Regions from separate parts of the Homo sapiens genome. Here region 2 is linked to region 1. The links are chromatin loops, found by intact Hi-C in ENCODE. Cell type or tissue: psoas muscle. All regions are shown on one strand. Links, peaks and the distances in the headings refer to the core of each region. The heading gives the core; the rest is flanking DNA.

Region 1 (10,103 bases), core at 1,413-9,412:
GTCCCACCAACAGTGTAAAAGTGTTTCTATTTCTCCACATCCTCTCCAGCACCTGTTGTTTCCTGACTTTTTAATGATCGCCATTCTAACTGGTGTGAGATGGTATCTCATTGTGGTTTTGATTTGCATTTCTCTGATGGCATTCATTTCTTAAGTCACGCCATAGCTCTCCTTCTCGGTTGGAAGAGTCCAGAGGATTACTGCTTCTACTCTTTCCTCTGGGAGCTATTTTATGCTTTACAGTAAGCCCATTTCCTCTGGCAGGTCAACCCTAACTGACTTACCTTTAGTATCCTGGCGACTTGACAGCTGTTTGAGAACTAGAAGAAGACAAAGCAGAGAATGGCTTCAGTACAGATGTCCATTGTGAACGGGCAGGGGCCAGTGGTTTTTCATTGAAAACTGTGGTTTACCTTCAGCTGTGAGGTTAAATTCAGCAGTCACTTTTCCGTAGCTGTTCTTGATGCAGCAGTAATAGAGTCCCTGGTCCTTCGGACTGGCTTGCACGATGGCAAAGGAAACAGTGGAGTTGTCCCCTGCACTGCAATGAGGAATATTCACATTGACACACTTCATCATTCTACAGTTGCATTTTTTCCTAATATACTTAAGGAGAAAGAAGCTAAGACTTCCCTGCTCACATGTTTTCAGCCAGTGAGCTGCCCAAAGGGCAAAATCACGATCAGCTGTTTAAATAATTGATTTATCCACAGAGGAGAGTCATTACATTTTGGCTAACACGCTCACTCCAATAAGCAGTAGGTTTAACTGCCATGAGTAGAGCAAAGAATTGAAATTGTGAATTCTGGGAGCTGTTGTTAACATTTCTGCTCAGAATTCAGCTCAATTATGTGACTAATCCGGGTGTCCTGTGCTTGAAGGAAAGTCTGATAACTCCAAACCCAAACTTATACAGATACAATAAGGGACAAGAGAAAACGGGGTTCTTAGCTTTATGCTACATAAGGATTCGTGACTGAGGGCCCCTTTGTAATAGTGTCCTGTACTCCCCTAGTGAGGTACCAACCATCGAACCATTCACTCACCCAAAATTATTAAGTTCCGGTCACTGTGCTATGAAAACTAAAACTGGTGGTGGTGGTCATATTGGTGGTGATGATGACAGTGATGATGATGCCAATAGCTAATGTGCACTGAGCATTTGGTATGTACCAGGCATTGTGCCAAATCACATAAAGATCAATTTCATGATGCCCTCAGAACAACCTAATGAGAGAACTATGTTTACTATTCTCAGTTTGCAGATGAGGAAACTGAGGCATAGAAAAATTTAAGCAAATGATTTTGACTTCATTAAGCTGCCTCCCCAAGTAAATTATGGTTCCCGCCCTCAAGTCTGGGATAATTTGAAACATAGGGAGAGCCACATATTTATTCCAAAGTCTCAAACAAAAAACTTACTCTACAGCAAAAAAAAAAAAAAAAAAAGGATATTCAGACGTTGTTCTGGTTTTGTTCTTTAAAATGAACTTTGTTTAAACATTCACCAAGATTCTGTGTATGTATGTGTATACATGTGTGTGGTGTACATTTTAGCTTGGGTTCGTTTCATAGTTTAACAACAAAAATTCACCTAGCTTGAGTTTGTCTCAGTTGCATGTTCAAAAACAGTGTTCATTATTGGTTGGTTTTTCAATAGACTTCAAGCCTCCAATATATACATTCCTTCCCTGGAATATACCAGTGGCTTAAAACAAAGTTCACTAAACCATTCTACTTCCTTCATTCCTGGGGTCTCTGAACATATCCCACTGTATGGTTAAAACTGGATGTGAACAAGTCCAGTTATAAGGGGAAGACTTCCGGACAGGGCAGTAAAACACAGAGTGGGCCACAGAGGAGGCTTGTGGAAAGTCCTTCTCCAAGGCTCTAGGATTGGCACAGCCTTTCTGTCATTGAAAGGGGAAGGCAAGGGCTACCCGAAGGGCTGGGGGCTGAACTAGAACTGTCCTGTGAACATCTTCCTTCCAGCCTAGAAATTCTCTGATACTTGGCCCAGAACCACGAAGACCGTTTTTCCTGGCTTGGCCCATGGTCCCCACCCAAGGCTTTCTTCTAGAAGGAATACATGTAGGAGTCAGAAAGGTCTGGATCCCAACCCTGAGGCCGACCTCAGGTGTGCTATGTAGCCTGTCACCCTCAATTTCCTCCTCTGTGAAAGCAGAATGAGCAAGATCACCGCTCAGATGTGTCATGAGGAGTAACGTGTCATGACACCGGCGTGTGAAGCTTCAGCGAAAAGCCCAGTCTTGAGCGTGGTCACGAGTCATTACTTCGTGGTGAGCAGTAGTATTAGTGGGGAACAGTAGTATTAGTGTGCTTTCTCCATGATACAAAACTACCTCGGAAGTCCCAAAGAGTTCTATCCAACATTTGTGGAGTATCTGCTCTGTGCTTAGTACTGGGGGATTCAATGATGAAAAAGAAAAAAAAAAAAAAAAAAAGGCACAGTCCTTGCCCTTGAGGGTCTTCTAGTCTGGGAGGAAATGGACAAACAGAAAATACCAATACAGCTGTAGAAAGCAGTAACAAGTGATCTTGTGCCTTTTTTAACCAAGAGGGTAAGTTCAGTTTCATATCCTCTTACCCTGTAAGGGACAAATCTTTTTACCTTAGGAAATGGCTACAGACAGCAGAACAGCAGTGGTGATTAGCTGTGCAGACAAATGCAAAAGAAGCCCATGTCCAGAGTGTGATCAGAAGAACACAAAGAGTGAAGTTGGCTGCAGGGAGAGGGTACTTAGCATGGGGACTTCTCTGAGAGATCCCATCATCCATCACCAGCCCTAAGGAGCCAGGGCTTGGCAGCACCCCCACCCACCACTCAGTCTGGGCTGAGAAGTCCTCGGGTTGTTTCTCCCAGGGCCATCCAAGGAGATCCTCCCATCCCAGCAGCCAGCTCCTCATCCACTGGTTCCCAGCGGGAACAACATGACCTGTGCTCCATGACCTTGCTCAGCTATCAGTAGGGCCGCTCTACGTGGACAGCTGCCCTTTCAAAAGCCCAGGGAACTCAGAAGGACCTCTCTCCCCAGAGTGGAGAATGGGTTCCTGGTTACCAAGAAGGTACTGATGGCCAAATAGCACCAGAGGGTGCCACCTTGAGGTCTCCATGAAGCCAAGACATGCCACTGCTACACAGAGACTCAAACCAAGCTACCACTTTCTTCTTCTTGGTTTCTTCGAAGTATATTAGTCTTGCCCTACCCACAAGAAAGTCTTCTGACACCTAATTTCCACGCTTTAGCCTGTTAAGGAAAGTACCCAAAACTTGCGGACAAAGGAAGAGGATCACAGTCATTGTTCAACAGGATCATTGAGGATGATCTAGTGAAAGAGAATGCTTTGCTATTTCCCATTTACACAGAACCCACTCAGACACTTTAAGTTACAGGTTAACTTTTAGGTTTCTGTGCAGTAGAAAAGATAACTCCCAAAGTTTATTACCTGTCAAACATTAACCAGTTTTATATCTATTTCAAAATGTATTTCCGCATTCCTTTGCCTGATGGACTATCTAAATCTTCATTCCTCAAATGCTCCTTTGAACAACTCTTGCCATTGTACAGGTTCCCTCATGATTTAGTAAGTTCAAGAAGACCTTTGCTCCACGTTCATATTATATTTGAGAGATTTCAACTCTTTGAAAATGATACAAGACAGTGACATATTTCATGGAGGCACAAATGAAGGGAAACGCTGGACTGGAAGTAGGCATGAGAGAAATTAGCAAACATTTGAAAACCCACTTGAAATAATATAAATGATCTCTCAATAAACAAATGAATTATAACTCTTAAATATTCTCAAGTGTTAGCATGGAGAAAGCAAATGGGTTCAACTAAGCCAGACACTGTCACCAAGGAGAAATGAAGCAAACATCACTAGGAATCAAAGGCCTTAGCCACGCGTCATCAGTAAGTAGAATGCTTACTAATGACATATGCTCCCCAGGGGAAGGTTAGGTTTATCGTAAATACACATCAAATGGAAAAGGGACCCGCAAATATTCAAGTGGTAATTCTGAGCTCAGAGCAAGGCTGATGAATGGAAAAACAGTGAAAATACTGGTTAATTGCTCTTGGCTGACAGCTTCAGAAAATAATTTAAAATGAATAATTAGTACCTTTTTAAGTGAAGCTCTAGGGAACCTCCTTGACTTAAAAAGCAAACCATTTCTTTTCCTTTATAATAATTCTTAAGCCATACCTAAGACAGGCAGGGTAATGGTGACATTTTAGGCAAAGTGGTTATGCTATCAATTACAATCCAGTTAGATGCTCTGGAGTGATGTTAGTAGAAATGAAATCATAGCTCAAGTATTCCATGATTACATTTGAGAAATAGTTTCCAGACATATGTTCCAAGCAGACATATATGATTTAATTAAACAGAAAACTCAGATTTTCTCACTTTTTCAGTCTACTGGTGACAAAATTAAGGGGATTGGAACCCCTCCCATTTCTTAGGGAGCTAAACTGGGAACCCTTTGGCAGAGGGTTGACTTTTGAACCAGGTGATTTGTTTCTAGATTGTGTCAGATGAAGCTTGAATTCATCAGTTCACTTGAACAAGCATTTATTGCCAAGAAAAGCTGCTTAAGGAAGCCAGTAATCAGGTTTATTCCACAGGGGATATTCTTGGCAATGATTCTCACGCTCATCTCTTGCCTCCTCATTCTTCTCTCCTTTATTATCTTAAGGACATGGCTGGACGCAGTGGGTCACTCCTGTAATCCCAGCACTTTGGGAGGCTGAGGCAGGTGGATCACTTGAGGCCAGGAGTTCAAGACCAGCCTGGGCAATGTGGCAAAACCCTGTCTCTACTAAAAATACAAAAGAAAATTAGCCAAGCATGGTGGTGTGCTCCAGTAATCCTAGGTACTCGGGAGGCTGAGGTGGGAGGATCACTTAAGCCCAGGAGGTGGAGGCTGCAGTGAGCCGTGATTGCACCACTATACTCCAGCCTGGGAGATGGGAGTAGCACCTTGTCTCAAAAATAAAAATAAAAATCATAGGGACCCAGAAATAAACAGGTTTTCCCATCTTAGTGATGGCTGCTGGTCACCCTCAATAGCTGTTACTTTTCTGTAACCTCATAGATTGCTGTTGTTGTTGTTTTTATTCATCTCCTTAGCTTTGTTTGACCTTTATCAGATTACTGGGAATTTATGAAACAGAAAACACACCCAAGTTAAATTCACAGACATACAGATGAGAGCTCTTTAATCTTAGGACCACAGAACCTCAGACTAGAATATCATTTGACATGTTCCTTCCCCTGATTTAAAAAATGTAGTGAAAGGTTGTGTGACTTCCCAAAACCCCAGAACTCAATTCTGGCAAAACCTGGGCAAGAATCCTCCATCATTTTCCCCATCCAGACACTTGTCTTCCGATATTTAGTCTTTTTTAATATTGTGGATGTGGAATCTCTGCTTCAATTTTCCTTTTCACGTCCTATAATTTATTCTTTTTTCTTTTTTACAACCATGTTGTGAAATAAACAAGCAACAACTGTGAAAAGTAACCAGGGAAAAACATCGCACCTTCTCTGCACTTGGGCTATGGACTTTGAATCTTTTGTCCAGCAGATAGTAGAATCTTCATGAATTTCTGCAAATTGGCAGCTTAATTTTACATTTCCAGAGTGTTCAGGGAACATCTCAGCTTGGATCTTTTTCAGTAATACTGGAGCTAGAAACAAGATATTTGAAGGTCAGTGTAACAAAAGACTTTCCCATTTCATACCATTTAATTCTCATAACAATCCTGAGAGACAGGAATATTAATTATTATCCCCAATTATGGAAGTGAGAATTGAGTCTCTGAGGGGAGAGGTGGCTTGCCTAAATAGTCGGAAAATTTACAAATCAATCTAATAGAAAATGCTCACTTCCATTACTTAAAATTCTTTAGGTGCAGCCTGTAATGCTTAAAGTGAAATAGAACTTGAGAGATTTTTTCTAAAGGGGATGAGAGGTGGGAGGATTTTAGATATCTATTCTATAGGATCTCATCCAAATAAAGATGTTTTTAAATGATTACCAGATCATCCAGGTCGAAATCAGAGCTAGGAATTAGGGAGTAGAATAAAATCTGGATTATCCAAAAAACTACGGCTAAGCCCCCAAAATGTAAAAGACACCTCAACAATAGGTTATTGGCTGAATAATATTCATCTTTTCCCTTTTATCACACTTGTCTTTGCTGAAGATAACCTAGTAGATTGGAGTGATGTCTGATATCAACCTCATTAGCAAAAGAGAATAGAAGCAATAAGGAAACAATTCCCACTGGTTGGGCTGAGACCTTTGAAATATCACCTCAGTATCAATATCAGTGAGGAACAATTAGCATGCTAATGTGTAATTAGCTAGGGCAGCCACTGGGCGGCAGCCTAGACATTAGAACAAGACAAGGATGAGGCCCCTGTCCCGAGTGGTCGTAACAATTGGGTAGGAAATGAGATTACTGCAGATGTGTGAGTCTATCACAAATTAAGTAGCATAACTCCACAGCGTTGGTAACACAAAAAAGTACATCAGTATAAAACATATGTAATCCGTAGCCAAACCAAGATCACCAATACTGAGACTTTGCTCCACTGCCTCAAATTATACTACGGTGAAAATATCCATGAATTCAAGGTGCTTCTCATCTCTCCTTGGCACCAGCAGATGCTAGGATGACAGAATGCATATTTAAAAGCTAATTCTCTACCCTGGAAGTGATAATGGGCCTGTTGGGTAGCAAATCTTTCAACCAGAGAGTAACCAAGACTGCTAACAGTATCCTGGGAGCCAAGTGGATAATTGAGAGAGAGAGAAAATGTAACAAGTACGTATTGATGGCAAACCCGCATCAGTGCATTTGGGCCTGCTGGTTCCTGCCCAAGCTGAGACCGTGTTCAGGTTCACAATGTCAAACTCTTGGTCCAGGTCTCGACCAAGCCCACCTCCTCATCTGGGCCATTTCCTAGAGGGTCTTTCCAACACCATGCAGTGGCCGGCTTCATGGGTGATGTGGGGACACCTAAATATTCCTAAGCCTGCCAGAACCTGTTGTACCGAACACAAGGAAAATTGGAGGATGGCGGGAAGGGCATGAAATGGGCAGCAGAACTGAATGATGGATGGTCTGTGGGAGATTTGAAGCTTGTTTAGCCGAGGGGCTTTGGGCTTTGGATAGGACCCCTGACTATGTGAGACAGAGGTGGAAAGTGCAGCTGAACGAGCTCAAAGGAGACCTGGAGTGCAGCTAGTTTTTTCTTCCGTGTGCAGGTTGGGCTAGTGTTGAGGGAAAACGGTAGTAAAGTCCCCGGTGAATAAAAAGTTTCTGTTGTACTAAGCTTTGGACATCAAAAACGATTACTCAGGCCTGGCATGGTGGTTCACACCTGTAATCCCAGCACTTTTGGAGGCCGAGGCAGGAGGGTCACCTGAGGCCAGGAGTTGGAGACCAGCCTGGGCAACATAGCAAGATCCCATCTCTAGAAAAAAAAATTAGCCAGGTGCAGTGCGCATGCCTGTGGACCTAGCTACTTAGGAGGCTGAGGTGGGAGGATCGGTTGAGCACAGGAGTTCAAGGCTGCGGTGAGCCATGATCTCGCCACTGCAATCCAGCCTAAGTGACAGAGTGAGACCCTATCTCTAAAGTAATAATAATAATTTTTTAAAAACATTACTTAGGGTTTATTTCTTTTATAATGATCCAAGTCACTGCTCCCCTCATCCTAACTCCCGCCCCACCAGTTAACTGGTGGGAAGGCATTAAATCTGTGCTCCTTTGGGGATAGCAGGGTGGGTACCAGACTGCTGGGTAGGGCACAGTCGAGATGTCAGCCAAGGGGTCTGAAGTGTACCAGCCGGAAAGCAGTGACGAGGACTCAGGATCTTACAAAAGCCATCACAAGAAGGAAGGAGAACTTCCTAATCTGGTGTCTTCCTGGTGGCAACTTTTGTTATTTTTAAGCAATGAAATTGCTGTTGCTTACACTGAGAAAACAAAATAAAAAACCTTTGAGTGCTCAATGGTGGAGTAGATTCTTAAAGGAATTGGCCCACGGCTAGAAAACCGTAACGAACAACTAGAAGGTGATAAGTTGAAAAAAAAAAAAAAAAAAGGACGGGCATGCGGGCATGGTGGCTCATTTTGGGAGGCCAAGGCGGGCAGATCACAAGGTCAAGAGATCTAGACCATCCTGGCCAACATGGTGAAACCCCGTCTCTACTAAATATACAAAAATTAGCTGGGCATGGTGGTGCACACCTATAGTCCCAGCTACTCGGGAGGCTGAGGCTGGAGGATCGCTTGAACCAGGAGGTGGAGGTTGTAGTGAGCCGAGATTGCACCACTGTGCTCCAGCCTAGTGACAGAGCAAGGCTCCGTCTCAAAAAAAAAAAAAAAAAAAAAAAAAAAAATAGGCTGTTGTCAAGGGCTGGCCCTCTGAATGCTGCCATTCCAAAAGGTAAATGCCAGAAGAGAATTATTTTTCCTGTCTCTTGTCATCATCTGTGTTGATTCGTATGGATTAGTGCCCACAGTGGATTCATATTAGATAAATATTCAGTGCATTCATTATCAAAGTCACCATGGAAAATAACATGTCCTTAATAAATGGATGAATATGTTGGTCAAGCAGTTATTTCCCATCAGTCGATGGCCCTTCCAGTACAATAACCTAGTGCTGGTTTGTAGTTAGATCAGGGAGCTGTGATCCTAAAGAAAAGTGGGTGCCAGTGTTCCAGAAACCCGTTCTAATTTTCTCTGCAAAGAAAATCCCCACACGAGAGGGGAGAGGTTGGCCGCCAGTGGCAACTCCTCCGAAGCTGGGAAAGGACTGCAGGGTCAGAACCTACCCCGGCATGGGCAAAACCTGCCTGGGACTCCCATTTACCTGCTGACTCAAGGGTAACTCTGGTGAACCTCCCCCTCCTGCTCCGTCACCAGATGACTCCTACCTTCTGGCCGAGGCCCTGAGTTTTTCAGAGAGGAGGAGCTGTGGATGCCAGCACCACTCTTTCTCCTAATGCTAGGTTGGTATCAACTCAGACACAATGATCTTTTGCCTGAACTAAGCTCTCTATTTATTTCATAAGCATACTGAGCATAAGCATTGCCTCATTTTTTATTTAAAAACACTAATTTAAAAAAACAGTAACTAACAACCATGAGAGCTGTGTTAGGCCATGTGCCATTCAAATTGCTTTGCATTTTTATACCTGAGAGGAGTCTTATCATTAGCACCCCCATTTTACAGGTGGGGAAAGTGAGGCACCCAGAGGCTAAGGCATTTGCCCAGGGCTATCCAGGTACTGCCAGAGGCCAGACTTGAACCCAAGCAATATAACTCCTAATCTATACCCTAACCACCATGATACAACTTGCCCCAGATGGACCCAAACACCCGCTAGTATCTCTAACTGAATCTTTGCCTCTTAATGGCCTCTGTGTTGTGGGTGGCATGAGTAACAACCCTTCAGTGGTCTGGCCTGGAAAAGTCTTTGGTTGTCTCTACCCCGTAGTCTCCGGCAGGGCCCTCTCAGGACAAGGCTGGCTGCCCTCGCATCTACCTGCTTTGCTCAGACCAGTGGCTCCCAGAAGGCGGCATGCTCGGTCTTTGCAGCCTTTAGTGCAATGGCGAGGTTGTGCTGCAGCTGAAATCAAAGTCTTTGACGGCGATTGATTTCAACACTGCCTATCTGGACAGTCCTCTTACCCATGGGTAACTTGAAAAGTCACAGGCAAGAATTCCAAAAAGGTGGTTTTGCTTGTCTACCTTTACCTGCAAAGGAACCCCTATCCCCAAACAAGGGGGTTGAGGCTGGTCCCCAGAGGCAATCTATTCAGCCTCTGGGCTGAAACCAATTTTGAGAGCTTTTGAAACATTGCTTCATTCTATTTAATTTTTTTTTTTTTTTTTGAGACAGGGTCTTGCTCTGTTGCCCAGGCTGGAGTGCAGCTGGAGTGTGGTGGTGTGATCACAGCTCACTGTAGCCTCGACTTTCTGGGGTCAGGTGATTCTCCTTAGCCGCAGAGTAGCTGGGACTACAGACGTGCGCCACCATACCCAGCTAATTT
Region 2 (10,103 bases), core at 1,183-9,182, 540 kb after region 1:
ATGTTGGCCAGGCTGGTCTCAAACTACTGACCTCGTGATCCACCCGCCTCGGCCTCCCAAAGTGCTGGGATTAGAGGCGTGAGACACCATGCCCAGCCTGCAGCATTATTATTACAGTGGAACAAGCAAATGCTCTCCATCATTAGTCTGAGTAAGGATGCTATCTCATCACCCAGGAGATGAGCAAGCCAGTTTACTTATTATTGAGCAATTTATCATTCAAAGGTGTGTTGTCACTAGCAAATCCACAACTGTAGGGGCACCTGATGTCCTAGATTTGTATCTCCAAAACTATCTGTAAGATATCAATATTGATTAGTAGGTGAATGTAGGAGGTGATAGCTTAAATACATTTTTGGAAAATATGTGTCTACCTGGCTCACACCTGTAATCTCAGCACTTCGAGAGGCCGAGGCAGGTGGATCGCTTGAGCCCAGGATTTCAAGACCAGCCTGGGCAACAAGGCAAAACCCTGTCTCTACTAAAAATACAAAAATTAGCTGGGCATGCTGGTGCGCATTTGTAATCTCAGCTTCTTGGGATGCTGAGGCAGGAGAATTGCTTGAACCTGGGAAGCGGAGGTTGCAGTGAGCCGAGATCAGGCCACTGTACTCTAGCCTGGGCAATAGAGTGACACCCTGTCTCGAAAAATAAAAAAGTGTCTAGCTGATGATCTTTAGAAAAAAATAAGAGTTTGAATAAGAAGAAATGTTTAGTTGAGACTTTCAGGACTAGAAAGGATCTTGATGATTCAATGAATATTTAACCATCTTTGCTTGGTAGCAATGTTGACCATGCTGGTCTTGTTATGCTCAAAGTTGTCTTCTGTTGAGCTGCCAGAGTCATCTGACCACATTACTCCTTCAGTTAAAGCCCTTCAGTGGTGGTCTGTCACCTACAGCTTTCGTCCTCAAACTTAAGTATATGTGGGCCTATTCTAAAGAAATAAGAATTATTTTGGATTCTTGGTGTTGGCTCAACTTATTTTTATTCTTATTTTTTCAATGCTTTTTTTTTCCTGGGAACATAGATTCAAGTTACCCTGACTATCTGCTCTTATTTTTGGTCCAATTTTGCCTAAACATGAACAAACATAAACCTAGATACAAAATTTTATGTTTATAGCACATGCATTCAGAAAGCCAAAACAAATTTATGAAGTAATCATAAAACTATAAAACCAATAAAATCTGCATTAGCAACATTAATATGATATGATGAACAGTTGCTGGAATCACCTGTGGCTCATAATATGAACACAGTATTGTTTGCTTTAGGGCGCGTTCTTTTGTGTTTGGCTTATCTGCGTGAGCATGGATTCTTTGCTGACTTCATTCTTCTACAATTACTTTGTTTTGTTCTACAGTGAAACTGTGGTTTACCTTTTATAGCCTTCACTTGGGGGAAAAGCGTCTTTTGTCTGTAAGTCCATCTGTGTTTATTCACTTAATTACATAAAATACTTCTTGAATGCTTATTCTATGCCAGGTACTGTTCTAGAATCTGGGGATACAGCAATAGACAAGAAAAATCCTTCCCTTGCGAGAGATTACAGTAGGGTCGGGGGAAGTTTAAATATAGTGAATAAAGATAAAGCAGGGATTAGTGGGTAACTAACTGGACTAGGGGTACATTTGCAAAGATGTGGTATGAAAGCATTCTGGGCAGATGGAATGTGAAGGCAGAGGTCTCTAGACTGGAACGAGCTTAGTGGCTTGGAGGAAGAGCAAAATGACCAGTGAGATAGGAACCAAGGGTCAAGGGGGAGAGAGAGGTGGGAAGGGAACTCAGAGAGGAGGGTAGGACCCAGGTTAGGCAGAGCTTTCAAGGCCATGGGAAGAGTTTGGATTTTATTTTAAATGCCACATCACATGAAGTCTTAGTCCATTTCAGCTACTATAACAAAAATAAAGCCCCATAAATGAGGTGGCTTAAAAACAACAGAAATTTATATCTCACAGTTCTGGAGCTGGGAGGTCTAAGATCAAGGCACCAGCAGATTTAGTGTTTGGTGAAGGCCTGCTTTCTGGTTCTTAGCTGGAACTTTCTAGATGTGTCCTCACATGGCGGAAGGGTAGGGCTGTCTCTCTGGGGTCGCTTTTATAAGAGCACTGATACCATTCCTGAAGGCCCAGCCCTCGTGAACTAATTGCCTCTCCAAAGACTCCACCTCTTGATACTAACACCTTGGGGATTAGGATCTCAACATATGAATTTTGGGGGAATGTAAACACTCAGATCATAGCCCATGATTTGATTTGTGGATTTGTAAAATTTATTTTCAAATGGACAAATAATAACTGTATTTATGGGGTACAATGTGATGTTTTGGTATATGTATACCTAGTAGAAAGATGAAATCAAGTTAATTAACATAGGCATCACTTCACCAAGTTATCTCTTTTTTGTGGTAAGAATGTTAAGAATCTTTTCTTTTAGCCATTGAAAAATATCCAGTACATTATTATTAACTGTGGTCACTATGCAGTGCAATAGATCACTAAAACTTACTCCATCGGTTTAACTGAAACTTTGTACGCTTTGATCAATATCTCCCCCTTCCCCATTTCTCCCTGATATGTGATTTTAAAAGATTACTCTGGATGTGGTGTGGGGACTATAAGGTGGCAAGAACAAGAGCAGAGACCAACAGATCCACTGGGAAGCTACCATGGAGGCCCACGCAGGAGGTGATGGAAGATTCACGAGGGTGTTAGCCATGGAGGTGAGGAGCAATGGTCTGATTTGAGACATATTTTTGGAAGCACTCTATGGAGTCTGGAATGAAAGGAGTCTGGGAAGGCTCCAAAGATTTATCCTGAGCAAATTGTGATTCACTACTGAGCACTTTTAATGAGGCTTGTGCAAAGGAGAAACAGAAGTTATATTTTATATCTGTGGCTTAAAACAACAGAAATTTTTTTCTCTCACAGTTCTGGAGGCTAGCTGTTCAAAATCGAAGTGTCAGCAGGGTTGGTTCCATCTGGATTTTCTGAGGGAGAATCTGTCCCATCCCCTCTCCTAGCCTCTGGTAGCTGCTGGCAAGCCTTGGCATTCCTTGGCTCATGGACTCTTCACTCCAGTCTCTGTCTTCGTCATCACATGGTTCTCTTCCTTGTGTCTCTCCTCTGCATTTGTGTCTCCTTTTCTGTCTCTTATAAGGACATTTGTCATTGGGTTTAGGGTCCACCCTAATCCAGGATGATCTCATCTCTAGTTCTTTCTCTTAATGACATCTGCAAAGACCCTTATTCCAAATAAGGTTACATTCTGAGGTTCTGGGTGGACATATCTTTTGAAAGATCACTATGCAACTCACTAGAGATAGCAATAAGTCCTATTCAGAAAGGAAGTTTTCATTGCATTTAATTTTAATTAAGTTAAATAGCCACAAGTGGCTAGGGGCTATTGTCTGGGACAACACAGTTCTAGAATATATACCAAGTTACAGAATATTTGTCCTGAAAGGCACCTACAAATGCAAGCCTCTCACTGACAGAAGAGTTTGAGGCCTGGCAATGTTAAATGCCTTATCCCAACGCCCCCCTGTGGCTGCATCTTGATCCAGAACCCAGGTGAATATGAGGAATTTTTACCTTGTTTTATACATGCAATGTTTTATGCTCAGGGGCTGAAACCATGTATCTCTCTTGTGTTATCATAATTCTTGCAACAGAAAGGTGGTTTTTGGTTTGGTACATTGTCTTAAAATGATAACGCATAAAGACTTTCTTAGGAAAAGTTCACAGACTTAGGCACAGAATGCAATGGGAGCATCGATGGGATGATGGGCATCTTCACTGGCCCAGAGACAGGCTGTGGCTTCATGCATCAGTGCTTGTTCCCTCCAGGTCTGGTGAACCGTGTGCTTTCTTGGGACATCTGGAGTTTCCTGTCCAGCATCAGTTATGCTCGCTACTTGGTGCATCCGATTCTGATCATCCTTTACAATGGCCTTCAGGAAACACTTATTCACCACACTGACACCAACATGGTGAGTTAGCACGCAGCTCCTAGTTCTGTTACGGTAGGTTATGGTATCATAGCTTGTTCTCTTCTTGAGCAACAAGGCAACCTATTTGCTTTCGTGGAAGTCTTTTTTTTTTTTAAGAGCTTCATTGTTCTTTGCTTTATTTGTGGCAGAAAGAGGGAGGGCTTCAGCACAGGATAATATCTTTTATTTTATTTATTTTATTTTTAATATGTAGCACTGATTGTCCTACAGATGCATTTCATAGAGCTAGGATGGTACACTTTAGATCTGAACACAATAGGAATCCCAGAGTAAAACTGTGTTCACCCTGCCCACTTTCTCTCCAGTTCTATCTTTTCTCTGGACACCGTGTGCTGACCTTCGTCACTGGGCTGGCCCTGACGCTGTTCATTGAGAAACCATGTCAGGAACTGAAGCAGCACCTGCTGGGCCATGAATGTTCTGGTTAAAACACAAAAGAATGGATGGGCCTTGTTGGTAATGACGAGCAAAGATGAGGTGGCCTTATCTAGGTGATGAATGCTTGTATTCCCGAGAAGGGGTGTGAATCTCATTTTGTGAAAGTTTAATATATACATTTTCTTTGCATTTAATATGTGAAAGAGTTCTTAGTTCTTATGATGTAAGAGAGTTCTCTAAATTTTTAGTAGCACAATAATAAACTTCTGTTGTACCATTTTAGCAAACAACAACAACAACAACAACAGAAACTGGATTTCTTTTTGGTTTAAACTCCATTTGATTGTCTGTATCAATGATCACAGGAAATGATTAAATGTCGTGCATTTAATGTAATTTGGGTTATGAAGCTCATTTGGGTTATGCTCTTCACTTTTCTCTGTAAAATTACAACATGCAGTATGCACTTTCCCACGACAGAATTGTTTATGTGTTATTATGGCGTCTTTGCAGACTTGTAACTTTATCCTAGAACCTCAGTGGTATGACCCGCTAGCATGCATACTTCATGGGTCTGTCATTATAGGGCCTTTCAAATATCACCTATTCTTCACCATAGTCCCTGTTTTGGACTGAATTGTATCCCCTCCCCCAAAAGCTCTGTTGAAGTCCTAACTCCCATTCCCTCAGAATGTGGCCTTATTTGGAGCCAGGGTCTTTATAGAGATAATGAAGTCCAACGAGGTCACTGGGGATGGAGATTCTAATCCAGTATGACTGGTGTCCTTATAATAAGCAGAAGTTTGGTCACGGAGACAGGCATACACACAGGGAAGACGATGTGAAGACCCAGGGAGAAGACAGTCATGTGCAAACCCAGGAACACCAAGGCAAACCCCAGAAACCGGGGGAGGTAAGGACAGAGTCTGCCCTGGAGCTGCCCGAGAAAGCATGGCCCCGTGGGACACCTCGATTTTGGACTTCTGGCCTCCAGAACTGTGAGATAATTCATGTCTGTTGTTTCAAGCCACCCAGTTTTTGGTACTTTGTCACAGCAGCCCTAGATAGATGGATATCCCTATGCACCAACATAGGGCCTCAACAAAAACTAACAGAGAAGGAAGAGACCTCAGCCAGTGGTTTCCAGCCCAACCCCCTCAATTTGCAGCGATGAGACCTAGAGATGAGGAGAGACTCGCAAGGCCAAACAGAGATGCTAGGATCCAGGCTCTCGGATGTGTGTTTTTTCTAGGTGTATAATTATGCATTAACTGTCTACAGTTATGGATTAATTAAGTCCATTCCATCGCTTATAATAAAGCTCTTTGTGTACTTACTCATTAAAGTATTAACAACCGCAGGCTACAAGGTCCTTATTAGCGTGGGATGCGCCACATCTGAGGATGCTCTTTGCTGTCCAGTGCGTTTGCAAAGATGACCAATGTGGGTGGGGAGGGGAAGGCTGAACGTTTCACACACTCTGATGGCCACGGACAGCTAACCTTGGCCTTGCCAGCCAGCCACGGGGATCATCTCCCTGAGGATGATGAGATGAGAGACCTCATCTCCCTGAGGTCTGGTCCCTCTGCTGAAGAAGCCAACCTGAGGGAGTGGGGCGCCAAGGCTCAACAGCCGCGCTGTGAGAAGGCAGCCTAATTGGCTTTTCAGTGAACGCCGAAGTTCATCGAGTTCCTCGGGAGCCCCCTGGTGGCTTCTTTGGCACCTGAACCCTCTCACTTCGTTAGGCCTCCAAGGAGCTGTTGAGGACCAGTGGCATTTTCAGGGTAACACTGCCACATGGGTGGACTTCGGTGGGAGATGACTCACATGCCAACATCGTTCTGCAGCCAAATTGCCAAATGCTTCCAGTTATGAGGCCAGAAATCTGGGACCCGTGGAAGTAACTAGCTAATGACTGACACAGCATTGGAAAGACTTTTTTATAAGGGAAAAAACCCAACCCTCCTGCTGTTGTAATTTTATATAACATAAGGCAGGGTTAGAGAAATCCAGTTTTGTTCTGGGTTTGTTTCAATCTAGAATTCCCCGGAAGTTTAAGATTTATAGATTGTGTATACCTTATTTGGATTCTGAAACAAATTGTAAAAAAGTATTATGATGTTTATAAGCCTGGAAATTTAAATACTGATTAGGTGATTTGATGATATTAAGGGCTGATTGCACTTTTTATGTAATAATGGTATTGTAGTTATATATTACTACATATATATACATACATTTATATCTCTTATCTTTTAGTTGCATACTAAAATATTTATGAACAAAATGATATAAAATCTGATATTTGCCTCAAAACAATATTGGGTGGAACTGGCATAGATGAAATAAGACTGGCTATGTGGTTAATGTTTGAAGCTGGGTGATGGGTCCATGGAACCTCATGCTTTTTCTCTATTTTCATTTTTATTGTTTTAGAGACAGAGTCTCGCTCTGTTGCCCAGGCTGGGGTGCAGTGCAATATCACACTGCAGCCTCAAACTCCTGGGCTCAAGTGATCCTCCTGCCTCCGCCTCCCAAGTAGTTGGGCCTATAGGTGTGTGCTGCCATACCCAGCTAATTTTTTTTTTTTTTTTTTTTTTTTGAGACAAGGTCTGGCTCTGTTGCCCAGGCTGGAGTGCTGGAGTGTAGTGGTGTGATCACAGCTCACTGCAACCTCTGCTTCCCAGGTTCAAGCAATCCTTCTGCCTCAGCCTCCCAAGTAGCTAGGATTACAGGCATGTGCCACCATGCCTGGCTAATTTTGGTATTTTTTGTAGAGATGGGGTTTCGTCATGTTGCTCAGACTGGTCTCGAACTCCTGGGCTCAAGCAATCCACCCGCCTCGGCCTCCCAAAGTGCTAGGATTACAGGTTGTGAACAACCGCACCTGACCTCCCAGCTAATTTTTTTAAGTTCTTGGTAGAGATGGGGTCTTACTATGTTGCCTAGGCTGGTCTCCAACTCCTGGCCTCAAGGGATTCTTCTCCCTCAGCCTCCCAAAGAACTAGGATTTTAAATACCTAGAGCAGGTATTTAAACCCCAGAAAATTCTGTAAAGGGGCTCTTGAGGCCCTATGCTCAGGCCACTCCCACCTTGGGGTGTCTACATTCATTTTCAATAAATCGCTGCTTTTGTTGCTTCATTCTTTCCTTGCTTTGTTTGTGCATTTTGTTCAATTCTTTGTTCAAAACACCAAGAACCTGGACACCCTCCGCTGGTAACACTTCTAGTAAAGCTCAAAGTTGAGAGGCCCCAGGGTCCTTGAAGGGACGAGAAGCCTTTAGAACTTTAGTCCCTAGACCCCAAGTGGGATTTAAATCAATACTGCTTGTATATGCTGAGAGGCGGCCTCTTTTGGTGGCCTACTCACATTTACACCCCTTCCTCTTTCACTACACAAACCCTGATGTTGTTCCCTTATCAAGGTGCCCATACCAAGGGAAATCATCATATTTGGTAGAAACCAATAATGTGCCTCCTCTTTTTCTTTGCCAGTGACTGGTGCGGGTTTGGGTATGTGACCCAGCTCTGACCAATGACACACAAGGAGAAGTGCCCTGGGGACTTCTGGGAAAGATGGGCATGGCTGAAGAGGGGGACGGACATCATGGAGAAAGTCCTTGTCTTTACCACCTTCAGCCTTGTCACGCTTCTAGATCTGTAAATGTGAAGAAGGACAAGCTTGATGCTCAGAGGCGGACAGAGCAGGATGTCTAGGCTGAGGGAAGCCAGGAGGATGGGGATTCTACAGAAGAGTGAGGGCTGTGTGAATACCGCATCCTGGAGGCTGCCCGATCCCTGCCAGACAGGCCTTGACCCTCCAGGCAGAAGGTTGGCAGCTGCTTCTTTGGGGATTCTGACTGGCCCAAGATGAAATCCCTAAAAATATTGACATTAAAGGCTCTTCCAGAAAAGTCCCAGCCAGATCCCCTCCAGTGAAGCTCACACCATGGGCTCAGAGTAGGGTGATCGACTCAGCCTGGCTTACCTGTGACTTTTTTGGTTTTGGTGCTGAAACTCCCACGTTCTGGGACACCCCTCAGTGTTGGTCACCCTGACTCAAAGCTTCCAGTCAGCTTCTAAGTCCCTCACCCTTAATCATGAGCACAACCAGGGTTACCACAAGCCTGGGAAAAGCCTTTGACATCTGGAAGGGGTAAGACTAAAAGGATTCCACAGAACAAAGGAATTTTGAGAGAGGAGATTATGCAGAGAGAAGAAAACTTAATGAAACTATCACTATCCTTGTAGAGGTAAGAGATCTTGCCCCAGTAAAATAGAAACAGGATGTTAAGACAGAGAAGTGATTCTTCCTTCTTTCACTCATTTGGTTATTGACTCAGTCATTCAGTTAATAACCAAATATTTCTGACAGCTACTTATTATAAGAATGTCAAGAATATTAATATGAATGTCAGAAATCTTGTGCTGTTCCAGCACCCAGAGCAGGGAGAATGAGCTGAAGTTGCATTTTGCTCTCGTTTAAGAAAGGGGTAGGCCGGGCGCGGTGGCTCACGCCTGTAATCCCAGAACTTTGGGAGGCCGAGGCGGGCGGATCACGAGGTCAGGAGATCGAGACCATCCTGGCTAACACGATGAAACCCCGTCTCTACTAAAAATACAAAAATTAGCCGGGCGTAGTGGCGGGTGCCTGTAGTCCCAGTTACTCGGGAGGCTGAGGCAGGAGAATGGCGTGAGCCCGGGAGGCGGAGCTTGCAGTGAGCCAAGATTGTGCCACTGCACTCCAGCCTGGGCAACAGGGCCAGACTCCATCTCAAAAAAAAAAAAAAAAAAAAAAAGAAAGGGGTAAAGTGCTGGGTATTTCAGCAGATTCTGTGATATAAATGCATTTATTATTATTAATTCAAATGTTGATTGAATTTTTAAAATGTATTGATTATACCTAGGAATGCATTGATATATGCTTCCAAGTAACAATTCAATTTTATATAGTATTTCCTTTTTGTTAGGTAAGAAACTTAAAATAATTAATGTCTAATTCTGCACCTTTTGTTCCTACCATTATTAGCAGATATTTTTTCATTTTTGTTTTTTCATTGATGTATAATTTTCATACAATAAAATTTACCTTTTAAGAAGTATACATGTCTGTGAGTTTTGACAAATGAATAGAGTTGTATAACCACCACCATAAGCAGGATATAGAACAGTTCCATAACTCCTGAAAATTCCTGGGGCCCCTCTGTAGTCAACACCTACCTCCATCCCTGGCCCTTGGCAATCACCTATCTGTTTTCAATCCCTATAGTTTTGCCTTTTCTAGATGTATTTATTTTTAAATGTTTAATTTAAAAAACTAAAAATTTCAAACAAGTCTAGAGAATGAAACAATTCATACCGCATATATCCACAATCCCAATTAAACACAGGTTGACATTTTGCCATTTTTCCTTCAGATGTTCTTTTTGTTTGTTTAAAAAATAAAACATTGTAAACTCAATTGTAGACCTCCCTGTATCCCATTTACTTCCTCCCTTTTATCCAAGTTTCACCCATTTTTTTAACCAATATGCATGTGTCTATAAATGGTATACTCTTTGTTTTTAAGCTTTATATAATTGGGTCCATGCTGTACTACCCTTTAAAATATGATTTTCCCATTACACATAGTTATATAGTCCATTAATTTTTAATGCTAATGATATTCTATCATGTGCACGTGTATCTTAAATGTTTATCCATTCCCCA

What was found. Hi-C counts contacts between places; a loop is a spot of excess contacts. Peaks named below come from ENCODE experiments on the same cell type or tissue, not always from the same donor. Only the 100,000 strongest peaks of a DNase experiment are listed, where the experiment ranks them.
Region 2: a loop joins it to region 1, with 2.9 times the contacts of the local background. A loop is called at or near these places in 45 of 110 quality-filtered maps.

What each region holds. Positions count from the first base shown.
Region 1 is chr18:58,523,522-58,533,624 of GRCh38, forward strand. ALPK2 (alpha kinase 2) reads right to left here. Exons shown (of 13, transcript NM_052947.4): 6 at 5,570-5,717; 7 at 414-541; 8 at 285-320. Among named protein-coding and RNA genes, the nearest start is that of ALPK2-AS1, 28 kb to the right of the region's middle. RefSeq lists a silencer at 2,547-2,626. In psoas muscle, for the core only: a CTCF peak has its summit at 6,412 (motif pointing right); a DNase peak (open chromatin) is centred at 6,430; H3K27ac peaks cover 906 bases.
Region 2 is chr18:59,064,521-59,074,623 of GRCh38, forward strand. It overlaps the pseudogene OACYLP. Among named protein-coding and RNA genes, the nearest start is that of SEC11C, 70 kb to the right of the region's middle. RefSeq lists enhancers at 8,317-8,436, 8,447-8,496. In psoas muscle, for the core only: CTCF peaks have their summits at 3,553 (motif pointing left) and 6,101 (motif pointing left); a DNase peak (open chromatin) is centred at 6,081.